2 separate regions of the Homo sapiens genome follow, and region 2 is linked to region 1. A link is a contact called in ENCODE Hi-C or POLR2A ChIA-PET data. All regions are on one chromosome and are shown on one strand. Each heading gives the region's core, a stretch centred on a gene start or an enhancer-like site at or near the end of the contact. The rest is flanking DNA. Distances are from core to core; before and after follow the strand shown.

Evidence for each region. Hi-C counts contacts between places; a loop is a spot of excess contacts on that map. ChIA-PET counts read pairs that join two places held with the same protein, here RNA polymerase II (POLR2A). Pooled maps may share reads with other maps.
Region 2: a map of Caco-2 shows a loop between it and region 1 (5-fold over the local background). The contact joins two enhancer-like sites. A Hi-C loop is called at or near these places in 1 of 168 maps with a recorded cell type or tissue (Caco-2) and 8 of 50 pooled maps. POLR2A ChIA-PET finds 5 or more read pairs at or near these places in 7 of 52 experiments (A549, BJ, Caco-2 and 4 more).

Annotation. Positions count from the first base shown.
Region 1 is chr9:104,964,344-104,970,917 of GRCh38, reverse strand. No RefSeq gene overlaps it. Among named protein-coding and RNA genes, the nearest start is that of CT70, 24 kb to the left of the region's middle. RefSeq lists enhancers at 2,579-2,628, 2,709-2,758. Within about 2 kb of position 2,642, at least 34 of the 41 ENCODE cell types and tissues checked have a DNase peak (open chromatin) inside an H3K27ac peak, as active enhancers do.
Region 2 is chr9:105,043,359-105,049,132 of GRCh38, reverse strand. No RefSeq gene overlaps it. Among named protein-coding and RNA genes, the nearest start is that of CT70, 54 kb to the right of the region's middle. Within about 2 kb of position 4,522, at least 3 of the 41 ENCODE cell types and tissues checked have a DNase peak (open chromatin) inside an H3K27ac peak, as active enhancers do.

The DNA.
Region 1 (6,574 bases), core at 1,393-3,892:
TGTCAGCATACTAACTCCTTCCTTCAAATTTCAACAGCAGCTATTATGCAGCATGATCATCTTCCTCATACTCTAGACCTCCAGCCAAGTGACTTCTGGCTCTTCCCAACTATCAAATCCCTAAAGGAACGAGATGTTCCTGTGCTGAGGAGGTCCAAAAGAATGTGCTGTAGATTCAAAAGCCATTTCCACAAGGAGCATTCCAAGGATATTTGAAGAAATCCAGAGTCCCTGGAAAGCACAGCTTCTCCAGATGACCACCTAGAAGAGGGTAGCATCTCCGTACCTGTGCTGGTTGGCTCTTAAATAATCAGTCCCTTTCCCAGGCAAGGCTCATGGGGAGCCTTTGGTGTGATAACTTCTTATATGCTAATACAATAATGGACAATTCCAAAGCTTAGCAGAGAGCCCCCATTAGCAGATACTGCCTTCTCCATTCAGGTTTTTGGAACCACGCCAGGCAGTTATGTGCATCTGCCTTCCTGTTCCAAACTTTGTATAAACATGTACCTCTATTTTCTTCTTCTTTTTTTTTTTTTTTTGGTGGCGGGGGGTACGGAGTCTCACTCTGTCACCAGGTTGTAGTGGAGCGATCTCGGCTCACTGCAACCTCCACCTCCCAAGTTCAAGCGATTCTCCTGCCTCAGCCTGCCGAGTAGCTGGGACTACAGGCATGTGCCACCATGCCCAGCTAATTTTGTATTTTTAGTAGAGACAGGGTTTCACCATGTTGGCCAGGATGGTCTCCATCTCTTGACCTCATGATCTGCCCGCCTCGGCCTCCCAAAGTGCTGGGATTACAAGTGTGAGCCACTGTGCCCAGCCTACCTCTATTTTCATCTCCACCTCTCCCAACAGACTCTGGGCACAGACATGAAGGTCAGACACTGGACTCATGCATTCATCATTTATATGTCTATTTGACATGTATGAAAAGGCCACTATATGTTAGCACTGCTAATACAATGGTGAACAAAATAGTGCTGCAGCTTCTCAAGCAAGGCAGGCAGGCCAGGTAGGGTGGCTCGTGTCTGTAATTCCAGAACTTTGGGACGTTGAAGCAGGAGGATCACTTGAGCCCAGAAGTTTGAAATCAGCCTGAGTAACATTGTGAGACCTCCTCTAAATTTTTTTTTTTTAATTAGCTGGGCATGGTGGTGCACGCCTGTACTTCCAGCTACTCCAGAGGCTGAGGTGGGAGAAGGATCGCTTGAGCCCAGGAGTCTGAACTTGCAGTGAGCTATGATCGCACCACTGCACTTCAACCTGGGTGACAGAGGGAGACCCTGTCTCAAAGAAATAAAGAAAGAAAAGAAAAGAAAACAGGCAAACAAGCAATCATATAACAAAGTGTGGCTAATACTATCCTTTGGGAAATACAGAATACTTGATAGGACAGCCTGGTCTCCCTGGGGGAAAGGAAACTTTTAACTTAAGATCTGATGTACATCCTTTCCAGGGCCCAGCACAAAGTATGTGCTCAATGTGAAACATTACCCTGGGCAAAATCCTCCGGGCTTGCTGGAGAGGTCACTCACTAAGGGGCAATTGTTAGTCAATTTAAGAGTGGTTGTGGTGAGCCAAGGGCCCAGGGCCTGAGCATTCCGAAAGCCAGCTAGCGTCAGGTGCAGCTGGTCACCTCATTCAGCTCTTTCTGACACATTTGTGAAGTGGTAGGAGAAACAATAGACTTAGAACTCCTGTAGGGTTCAGTCCCAGGGTTCTGCCACTGATTACATTCGTGTGTTCTCACTTGTCCTTTTGTATAATGATGCCACCTTCCAGAGCAAAGGAATCTATGAAAGCCTGTTGCAAATGTAAGGACATGGAATCTATTTATCTAATCTATCGCCTGGCTGTCTGAATTTGCAGGGGAAGAAGAGGGCAGGGTAAACAATAAGTTTAGGAGAACTGGCAGGGGCACTGCCTTGTAGGGCTTGTGCCTCAAGCCTTTTGTTGTCTCGCATGATCTGGATTTGGCAAGGAGGGGGCAGCTTGAATTCCGGGCGGGCTAAAAGGCCTTGGCTGAGGTCTAACGGATTTCACAACACAGTATGGAAAGGCTTCCCACGAAGCGATCGGGGTGGGGGATGGGGAAAGCTGCAATTCTGCAAACTGGGAAAGGGTAGGAGGTGGGAGGTTCCCGAAAGCCAGGATGGAGTAGCGATTAAAACCCTTGATTACTGACACTACCCAGCACCCCCAACCGACCCCCTTCAAATCTCTGCCTTAACAACCGCAGCCTACAGGCAGTGTTATCACAAACTTGCACCGCAGGCCCTACCTATGAGCCCAGTCAGCCCTAAGGCAGCAGCCAGCCCCTGAGTGGCACGGGAGGAGCGGCCCCCACCTCCGGCAGCCGCGCATGCGCGCCGCTTACTCTGCGTTCCAACACCTCTAACACTCATCAACGGCGCCCCGATCCGCAGATTAAAGGAGCCTTCTCCCCTTTTACCCCCGGCTGTGCCCCATGCTCAATACACAGCAACTCCAGAGTCCATAGGCAGCTGTGCGGCGGTGGGGGTAGAAGGAAACGAGTCAAGAAGCTCTCGGGCCCGGCCCGAAACTACAACTCCCAGCAGACCCCGCGCCGCCCCGCCTTCTTGTGGGCGGGCCGAGGGTACCCAGCAGCTTAAAGCGGCGAGATCGCGACGTGTGTGGAAGGCTGGGTGCATGGTCTGCGCTCTGTGATCCGGCGCTGGGAGGGTGGAGAGAGCGGTGGCATCTTTCTGTCTTGCCTGTTGTACCTGAACTAGCAAACAGCACAGTTGAAATAACCTCTGAGCGCATTTAGAGGCGTCTCTCAGGTTCAGCAACTTGTTGCCCCTACTTCACAAATTCTGCATTGTTGGTTTAGCAAATGAGAACCTGAAAAATCGCCTGTATGTTAAATTTCTTCTTCTTTTTTTTTTTTTTTTTTTTTTTTTTTGAGACGTAGTCTCACCCTGTTGCCCAGGCTGGAGTGCAGTGGCGCGATCTCGGCTCACCGCAACCTCTGCCTCCCAGGCTCAAGAGAGTCTCCTGCTTCAGCCTCCCAAGTAGCTGGTATTACAGGCGCGTGCCACTACCACCCAGCTAATTTTTGTATTTTTAGTAGAGACTGGGTTTCACCATGTCAGCAAGGCTGGTCTTGAACTCCTGACCTCAGGTGATCCACCCACCTTGAGCTCCCAAAGTGCAGGGATTACAGGCGTGAGCCACCGCGCCCGGCTAAATTTCTGTGAAAATAAATTATTTTCCCTACCATGTCCAAGCAACCCTATTTTTTTTCCTAGTTTGCAGGTGTCTGTGGTTGATGTTTACTATCACTTATTTTCCCTAAAGACTCAACACACAAAAAAGAGGGGAGTCTGTTTAAAGAAATTCTGCAGTGAATCATCCTGAAAACGTAAAAACTTGTTTTGATAAGTTTTATACTTTAATTTTCTAACTTTTGTAATGAAGTGTCTTTAAAATGCAGCACACTTGAAATCCTTTTTTAAAGTGCAGAGTTAAGTGGTATCCTAATTTTTGAATAGGACGCAGAGAAGTTTAAAGAGGTTTAAGATCTACTCTTTGCTTCTTGCTAACGATGCAAAACGATGGTTCTTAGAGGGCACGAGGGATAGCTACCTTCTAGAATAGTGCTATTGGTCTGCACGACTGTAGTGGGTTTCTTGAACGGTGTAGTTTAGACCGTGATTTCTTACAGCCGCTAATGAACATCCTCCACATGCTAACGATGAACTCCTTTTGTTTTTGTTTGTTTGTTTTTTCCAAACAAATACAATTTAAGGGCCTCCATGGGAGTCATTTGGGAACTTAAATGCAGAATGGTTTAGCGTTGGATTTTTTCTTTGTTTTTGGAGTTAGCTTCAGCCTGCTGTTTTATGACCATGTGTGTGTTCACTCTCTTTAGTGTGGCATTTATGGATAACATGAAATTGGCCAACTTGGCAAAAGTTAACAAGATACATAATTTTTTATTTGTTCTTTGTGTGGGGCAGCCCAGCAATAGGCATACTGAAAAATTGAAATAATAGTTGATGTATAGTGATTTTGATCACTAGAGCAGCTATTGTGTTCTGAACAAACCCCCCATACACTGTGAAACATTAAAAGGGAGGAAGCAATACTTGCGATATTTAGTAATATTTAGATTTTTCCTTTTTTTTTTTTTTTTTTTGAGATACAGTCTCGCCCTGTTGCTCAGGCTGGAGTGCAATGGCGCGATCTCGGCTCCACCTCCTGGGTTCAAGTGATTCTCCTGCCTCAGCCTCCTGAGTATCTGAGATTACAGATGCACGCCACCACACCTGTGTGATTTTTTGTATCTTTAGTAGAGACGGGCTTTCACCATGTTGGCCAGGCTCGTCTCAAACTCCTGACCTTGTGATCCACTGGCCTCAGCCTCCCAAAGTGCTAGGATTATAGGCGTGATTCTCAAATGTTCTTCTTTTTTTTTTTTTTTGAGATGGAGTCTCACTCTGTTGCCCAGGCTAGAGTGCATTGGTGGGATCTTAGCTCACTGCAAACTCTGCCTCCCAGATTCAAGTGATTCTCTCATGCCTCAGCCTTCCAAATAGCTGGGATTACAGGCATGGGCCACCATGCCAGACTAATTGTTGAAGTTTCTCTATTTTGGCCAAACTGGTCTGGAACTCCTGGCCTCAAGTGATCTCCCCGCCTCGGCCTCCCAAAGTGCTGGGATTATAGGTGTGAGCCACTGCTCTGGGCCAGAAGTTCTCTTTATAATCAGGAATAGAACAAGCCTTCTGGCTACTTGCTTTTCTATTATACATTTAATTTATCAAGTCCTAGCCCCCCCTCCACCCGCAGTAAGACAAGAAGTTGTAAGATATAAGACAATGTTATTGTGTACAAGAAAATTTCAAGATAACTAACAAATTACTAACCCTTTTAAGTGAGAACAGCTGGGAGAAAAAACTGCAATTGTACAATAATCAATTTTATTTCTATCACCACCAACAAAGGACCAACATTAATTTGATAAAAGATACCACTTACAGTGGTTAAAAAAAAAAAAGACATGCAAAAGCTTTACAGAGCAAAATACAAAACTTCATTGAAAATCATAGGCCGGGCACAGTGGCTCAAGCCTATAATCCCAGCACTTTGGGAGGCCAAGGCAGGCGGATCACTTGAGGTCAGGAGTTTGAGACCAGCCTGGCCAATGTGGTGAAACCCCATCTCTACTAAAAATACAAAAAATTAGCTGGGCATGGTGGTGGGTGCTTGTAATCCCAGCTACTTGGGAGGCTGAGGCAGGAGAATCGCTTGAACCTGGGAGGCGGAGGTTGCAGTGAGCCGAGATCGCACCACTGCACTTCAGCCTGGGCAACAGAGTGAGACTCCGCCTCAGAAAACAAACAAACAAACAAACAAACAAAAACAAGTAAGCACACAAAACTTCTGTACATTAACAATAGAAAACATGAAAGTGAAAAGACAAGGCACAGACTAGAAAGATACTTATAACTCAAAGAGAGACAAAGGATTAGTGTTCAGAACATTTAACATTATATACATCAATAAGACAAAGACAAGTGATACATTTTAATGATACAATATCAAATGAAAAAAGACATAATTTGGCAATTCCTGGAAGAGGAACTTTGAATGGCTAATGTGAGAAGATTTTTATCCTCACTGGTAATCATGGAAAAATACTAATTAAAACAACAAAAAATTGTTTCACACTTATTTGATTGGAAACATTTAAAAGAACAATAATATCAAGTTTTGTCAGCCAGGTGTGGTGACTCAGGCCTGAATCCCAGCTTTGGGAGGCTGAGGTGGAAGGATGACTTGAGGCTAGGAGTTCAAGAACAGCCTGGGCAACATAGAGAGACCCCAACTCCACAAAGAGAAATTTTTTTTTTTTTTTTGAGACGGAGTCTCGCTCTGTCGCCCAGGCTGGAGTGCAGTGGCGGGATCTCGGCTCACTGCAAGCTCCGCCTCCTGGGTTCACGCCATTCTCCTGCCTCAGCCTCCCAAGTAGCTGGGACTACAGGCGCCCGCCACTACGCCCGGCTAATTTTTTGTATTTTTAGTAGAGACGGGGTTTCACCGTTTTAGCCGGGATGGTCTCGATCTCCTGACCTCGTGATCCGCCCGCCTCGGCCTCCCAAAGTGCTGGGATTACAGGCGTGAGCCACCGCGCCCGGCCGAGAAATTTTTATATATGTAATGTTAAAGATGTTGAGCCACAGAAAATCTCATCTACTATTGATGTTAATGTAACTTGATTCTGTTTGGCAATATCATAAAAGTCAAGATTACAAAGCAAGTTCACTCTGGGCATACATTCTAGAGAAGCTCTTGTATATATGCATAAAAGGACATGTCAAAAATATTCATGACATTCATGATGATGAGAGCCAAAAATAGAAAACAATATAAAATGTCCCTTAAGAGAAGAATGGATAGTTGATTACTTCATTCACTGGAATATTACAAAGCAAATGAAATTACTTATTTTATTTTGTTTTTTGAGATGGAGTCTCACTCTGTGGCCCAGGCTGCAGTGCAGTGGCATGATCTCAGCTCACTGCAACCTCCACCTCCCAGGTTC
Region 2 (5,774 bases), core at 3,273-5,772, 76 kb before region 1:
TAATCCCAGCACTTTGGGAGGCCTAGGTGGGCGGCTCATGAGGTCAAGAGATCGAAGCCATCCTGGCCAACGTGGTGAAACCCCATCTCTACTAAAAATATAAAAATTAGCCAGACATGGTGGCACATGCCTGTAGTCCCAGCTACTCAGGAGGCTGAGGCAGGAGAATCGCTTGAAACTGGGAGTTGGAGGTTGCAGTGAGCCGAGATCACCCCCCTGCATTCCAGCCTGGGCAATAGAGTGAGACTACGTCTCAAAACAAAAACAAAACAAAAAAAGATTTGGGAGAAAAGCATTGGAAAATTTTGTTTTCTATTACATAATGCGGGCATATAATGGGATACAGTGTAAAATTCTCAGGCTTGATAATAGCTACATTCCTTTGGGGGATGTGTGTTTGTTCTTTGTGACTGGAAATCCTTTGATAGAAAATTGTGTGTAGCAATGATAATTAATATTTTCTGAATTTGACAAGTGATTTAGGTCAATTCAATATCACTTGGGCTTTCTAGCTATATTAGGTTTCTCAGCCTCAGCACTAGTGACTTTCTGGGCCAGATAACTCCTGGTTGTGGGGGCTATCCTGTGTGTTGTAAGAGGTTTAGCAACATCCTTGGCCTCTACCCACTAGCTGCAAGTAGCAATTCCCTAAGTGTGACAACCAGAAGTGTCTCCAGACATTGCCAAATGCGTACTGGGGGACAAAATCAGCCCCAGTTGAGAATCAATGATGTAGATGGATACGAATTCCTACTCTGCCCCTTACTTATGATTAATAGTTTTGTGACCTTGGACAAAGTATGCAATACCAGTAAAGTTCATCTTCCTTATCTGCCAAATGGGATCAGCTCATAAGATTGTTGTCTGATCTAAAAGAGGTCTCGGGCGTTATGATTTTAGCATAATGTCTAGTTTGTCATAGGTCCTCCATGAATCTTAATTCTTCTTCTTCTCTTCAGATTTCTGGGGCTGTATAACTTTCTAGTTGAAACAGATCTTAAAAGTTATCTTACCAGAACTCTTCATTTTATAAATTAAGAGACTGAGGTCCATAGAGATAATTTGTCTTCTCAACCCTAAGTCTGTCTTTTACTCAAGTAGTGAAAAAGAGACATATCGAAATGGAATTGTACAGAAGTGAACGAGTTCAAGGGGTCTCTCCTGTCAAGGTTGATTTGCAAGACTCTTGTCCCTGCAGATTTCCTCATGATGTATTACCTCTGAGATAATTCCTGAAGCACTAAATCCCCATGTGACTCAGAGTGAGTTCAGATGTGTGGTTTCAGGGACCATCAATTGTCATGTTGGAAACACTTGTCCTGTGGACTTTGGATGTTGGGGAATGGTAAATATTGAGACAAAATATATGGAATATGAGAGTTAATGTTCTAAGCAAGTCAACCTTTGAAAAAAATTTAGACTCACCAAGAACAGATAAAAGCGTTCAAGAGACAGAACAAAAGAAAGAATCAGAAAGATTATTGGGTAGGTCCAATGTTGTTGTTTCTTCTCTGTCAAGAATAAGGATATTCTGACTAAAAAGACTGGCACAAACTAATTAAAGAGATGAAATCTTCTCAGAGGGGAGAAATGAGGTAACAGCTGTCTGGACTTTGTCTCTTGGCCTAAACAAATCACTCTTCAAGCTATCACTATGTTTGCTAGTAAGATCACAGGATTGCTGCTGATAATCTCAAGGACTGATGAAAAATAGGAATCATACTGGAGTACTAAGGATGGACAAATGCCTTGATTTTTAGGAAATACAATTAATTTTTCCCTCCCTGTTTCACCCACTATGGATTCATGAGCTTGGCACCAGTCCTAGGCAAAATTCCATAAGAGATTATTCTACTAATGGCTTATGAGTGCTTACAAATTAAGCAGCAATCCCTCTAAGCCAGTAGCATTTCAGTAAAACAGGTCATGCTAGAGTAATCTAATTTCCTTTTTTGATTAAGGCCATTAGACTGGTTGAGCAGATATGTGGAGTGAGCACAGAATATCTGGATGACAGCCAGACATGTCTCATGTGACATTATTGAATGCAAAATGTGGAAAGAGAGGCTGGATACAGGTATCATGTGGTGGCTTCATAATTATACCCAGTGGATACCAATTAATGAATGGAAAGTGATATGGAAGCAAGCCCCTTGTGGCTGCTGCAGGGCATTAGTCTTGGGCCTGTGCCTGTCCGTACTTTATTTTTATTAGCATATACCAGGTCAAGCAATGGATGTGCCATATCCTTTGCTCTTTGGGGAGCTCCTTGGTCCACAGACTTTTAGGAAGAGATAGATATAGTTAGCCATAGTTTGTGCCAGGTGACCCAAAATTCCAGGGTACGGCTTATTAGACACATTGCCTCAGGGATATATTTCATGGTATTGAAAGAACTTGTAGATCTGGCCCCTGGCTACCTCTCTAGTCTCATTTTTTTCTGTCCCCTTCCCCATGCTTCTAGCATTTCGTCATACCAACTCACAGTACTGTGCATACACCATGTCGTTTTATGCCCCCTTCATTTTGCCTTTTCTTGTCTCTGACTGGAATGCCTTCCTTTCTCTTCTACCTACTTCTTGATCTGTCTGACAAGCTCCTACTCATCATTCAAGACTCAACAAAAGACTGTGTGTGGTGGCCCACACCTGTAATTCTAGCACTTTGGCAGGACGAGGCAAGAGGATCACTTGAGCCAAGAGTTCAAGATCAGCTTCGGCAACACAATGAGACCTCGTTGCTACAAAAAAATAAAATTAACCAGGCATGGTGGTGCCTACTTGTCTCAGCTACTGGGAGGGCTGAGGTGGGAGGATCGCTTGAGTCCGGGAGGTGGAGGTTGCAGTGAGCCGAGATCATACTGCTGTACCCTAGCCTGGGCCACAGAGTGAAACCCTATCTCAAAAAAAAAAAAAAAAAAAGTCCACAAAAAAAACTAGCCAGGGCATGGTGACATGTACCTGTAGTCCCAGTGACTCAGGAGGCTGAGGTGGGAGGGTTGCTTGAGGCTAGGAGGTTGAGGCTGCAGTAAGCCATAATTGTACCACTGCCCTTTGGCCTGGGCAACAGAACAAGACACTGTATCAAAAAAAAAAAAAGAAAAAAAAAAGGCTCAGCTATAGCTTCATGTCCACTGTCAAGTCTTTCTTCTCCTTCATACTTTTTCCCTACACCATTTCTAATGCATTATTCCCCATCCGAATTTTGATGCTTGTACCTACCACTGTTTTAGTAATTATCACAGTGTATTAATAACCTGTTTACTTGTCTGTCTCTCCTGCATTCTGTTCTCCACCCACACTTCCCTTCCCATATAAACACTTTCAGCTCATTGAGGACAGGGACTGGATCCCACCCAGTGCTTGGCACTTAGCGGAGACATTCAGTTAAAGAATAAATGAATAAAAATGAATGAATGAATACCTTGTATAAAAACCCATTATTCTGGCTCTTTGTTAATGAGTCTCAGCCTGCTGAGAATCACAATTACATTTCCACGTAGCCTAATCCAGCTTCCTAAAGGATTTCTTAAAAAAAAAAAAAAATACTCAACAGGAGTCCTTTTCCCTCTAGTCACCTGCCATCTCAATAAGGGCTTATAAATGCACTGGAACAGCAACAGGACTCTCATACACAAACCTCAGGACCATAACCTTGCAGAGCCCCCCAGGGATGCCAGTGCCTTGATTCACTGGGAAGTACCCAGCAAAAATCCAATTTTTCAAGGCTACCCTTCTGTAGCCTCCAAGAAGGCACATCCAAGCTTACTAGATAGCAAGAAGCATTTTTAGATCTCTTGTCTGCACTGTTGTTTTTTTGTTTGTTTGTTTGTTTTTTTGAGATAGACTCTCGCTCTGTCACCCAGGCTGGAGTGCAGTGGCATGATCTCGGCTCACTGCAACCTCCGCCTTCCGGGTTCAAGCAATTCTCCTGCCTCAGTCTCCTGAGTAGCTGGGATTACAGGCTTGCACAACCATGCTTGGCTAATTTTTGTATTCTTGGGAGAGACGGGTTTTCACCATGTTGGCCAGGCTGGTCACGAACTCCTGACCTCAAGTGATCTGCCCACCTCAGCCTCCCAAAGTGCTGGGATTATAGGCATGAGCCACCGCACCCGCCATTGTCTGCACTTTTTGAAAAGGGAATTGAGCCTCACTCATCTTATCCCTTTTCTTCTAATTGTTTCAGAAAGTACCTACCAACTTGTTTAAATGCAGCCAGATCAGGGAGACAGAAAGAATAATTCAGCCTTCCTGTTGCTGTAGGAAGAGTCTAATTATCCTGGGAGGATCTGGACCTTTAAAAAGGATGCTCTGTGGCTTAATGAAAGAATTCAAATTCAAATGGGAGCACCAAATGCAAGTCAGCAGGCATCTATGTCTGTGCCAATTATTCAGTTCTAAATAGCTAGACCAGGCAGTGTTTGTTGCAGGTTGGCCGAGATGCCTGAGTGGAAGACTGGCAGTCTGGCTTGATACCAATGCTCCTGAGCTCATTTTGGTCCCCATGTAATGGGAGTTGGCATTCAGCACACTCCAGAACGCAGGGGATGATGCCCCACTGGTGACCCTTCACACTCAAGGCTAGGACTGGCCTCCCATGGAGATTCCTGCCAAACTAGAGAGATAAAAGCCTGGAGCTCTGGAGCAGACAGACCAGTGTGTAGATCTTCAGTGTGATCATAGAGTCTGAAGGAGACTCAGACCTAATTAATCACCTTTAAAGGGGCATCCAAATTTATTAATAATGTATACATGAAGAGTTTTCTGTTTTGATCAAGGCAAGTATGAAATACTTAGAAGCTTATAATCCTTATTATATGACACTCTGGTCTGTTTGTGAAACTTTCATCTGAAGCTCTCAAAATACTTAATGGCTGATGCTTATTAATCATAATGTCATATGCTTGGGCAGAAATTTTCCTTGCGGGCTCCATGTCCTCACAATGCCCTGGCTAGAAAGCTCTAGAACTCTTGGATCCTGCCTTGTAGTCGAGAAACAAGGGTTAGAGGGCTTACTAGAGTGTGAAGATAAGTAGAAATTTCACACTTTTCTGGCTATCTCTTCAGGGTGTCTAAGGGGACGCTGCCATGAGCAAAAATCCCCCCACAGATCAAGATGGGGCATGCCTTTTGTCTGCTATGGGTCAAGCTCCCAAATTTTGGAGACAAATAGACTAGATCACACCCATTATTTTCGTCTATTTGTCATTTGAGGTTTGAAAAGGCATCTGTAGGATCTAGAGAATGGAAGGCCAAACTAAGAGAAGAGAAGGAAGTTTGTTGAATACCTTTTTTAGCCCCTACAGTCTAACAGAAGAGAATATGAGGGAATCAGGGCTTTGTGGGACCTCTTATCAGAAAGAGAATAGGGAAAAGATAAAGTTAGATCCCTGACTCACTCTGTGATGGCAATTTTGTGTGTCAACTTGGCTAGGCCACTATATCTAGCTCTTTGGTCAAATACCAGTCAAGAGATCTCTGTGAAGATATTTCTAAGATGAAATTAACATTTATATCAGTAGACTTCGAGTAAAGCAGATTACCCTCCATAAACTGGGTGGGCCTTGTCCAATCAGTTGAAGGCGTTAAGATTATGAAAAATTGAGGTCTCCTGAGAAAAAGAGAATACTGCCTCTGAACTTCCTCCTCCTCCTCCTCCCCCTCCTTCTCCCCCTCCCCCTCCTCCTCCTCCTCCTCCTTTTTTCTTCCTCTTCTTTTTTTTTTTTTTTTTTTGAGACAGGGTGTCTGTTGCCCAGGCTGGAGTGCAGTGGC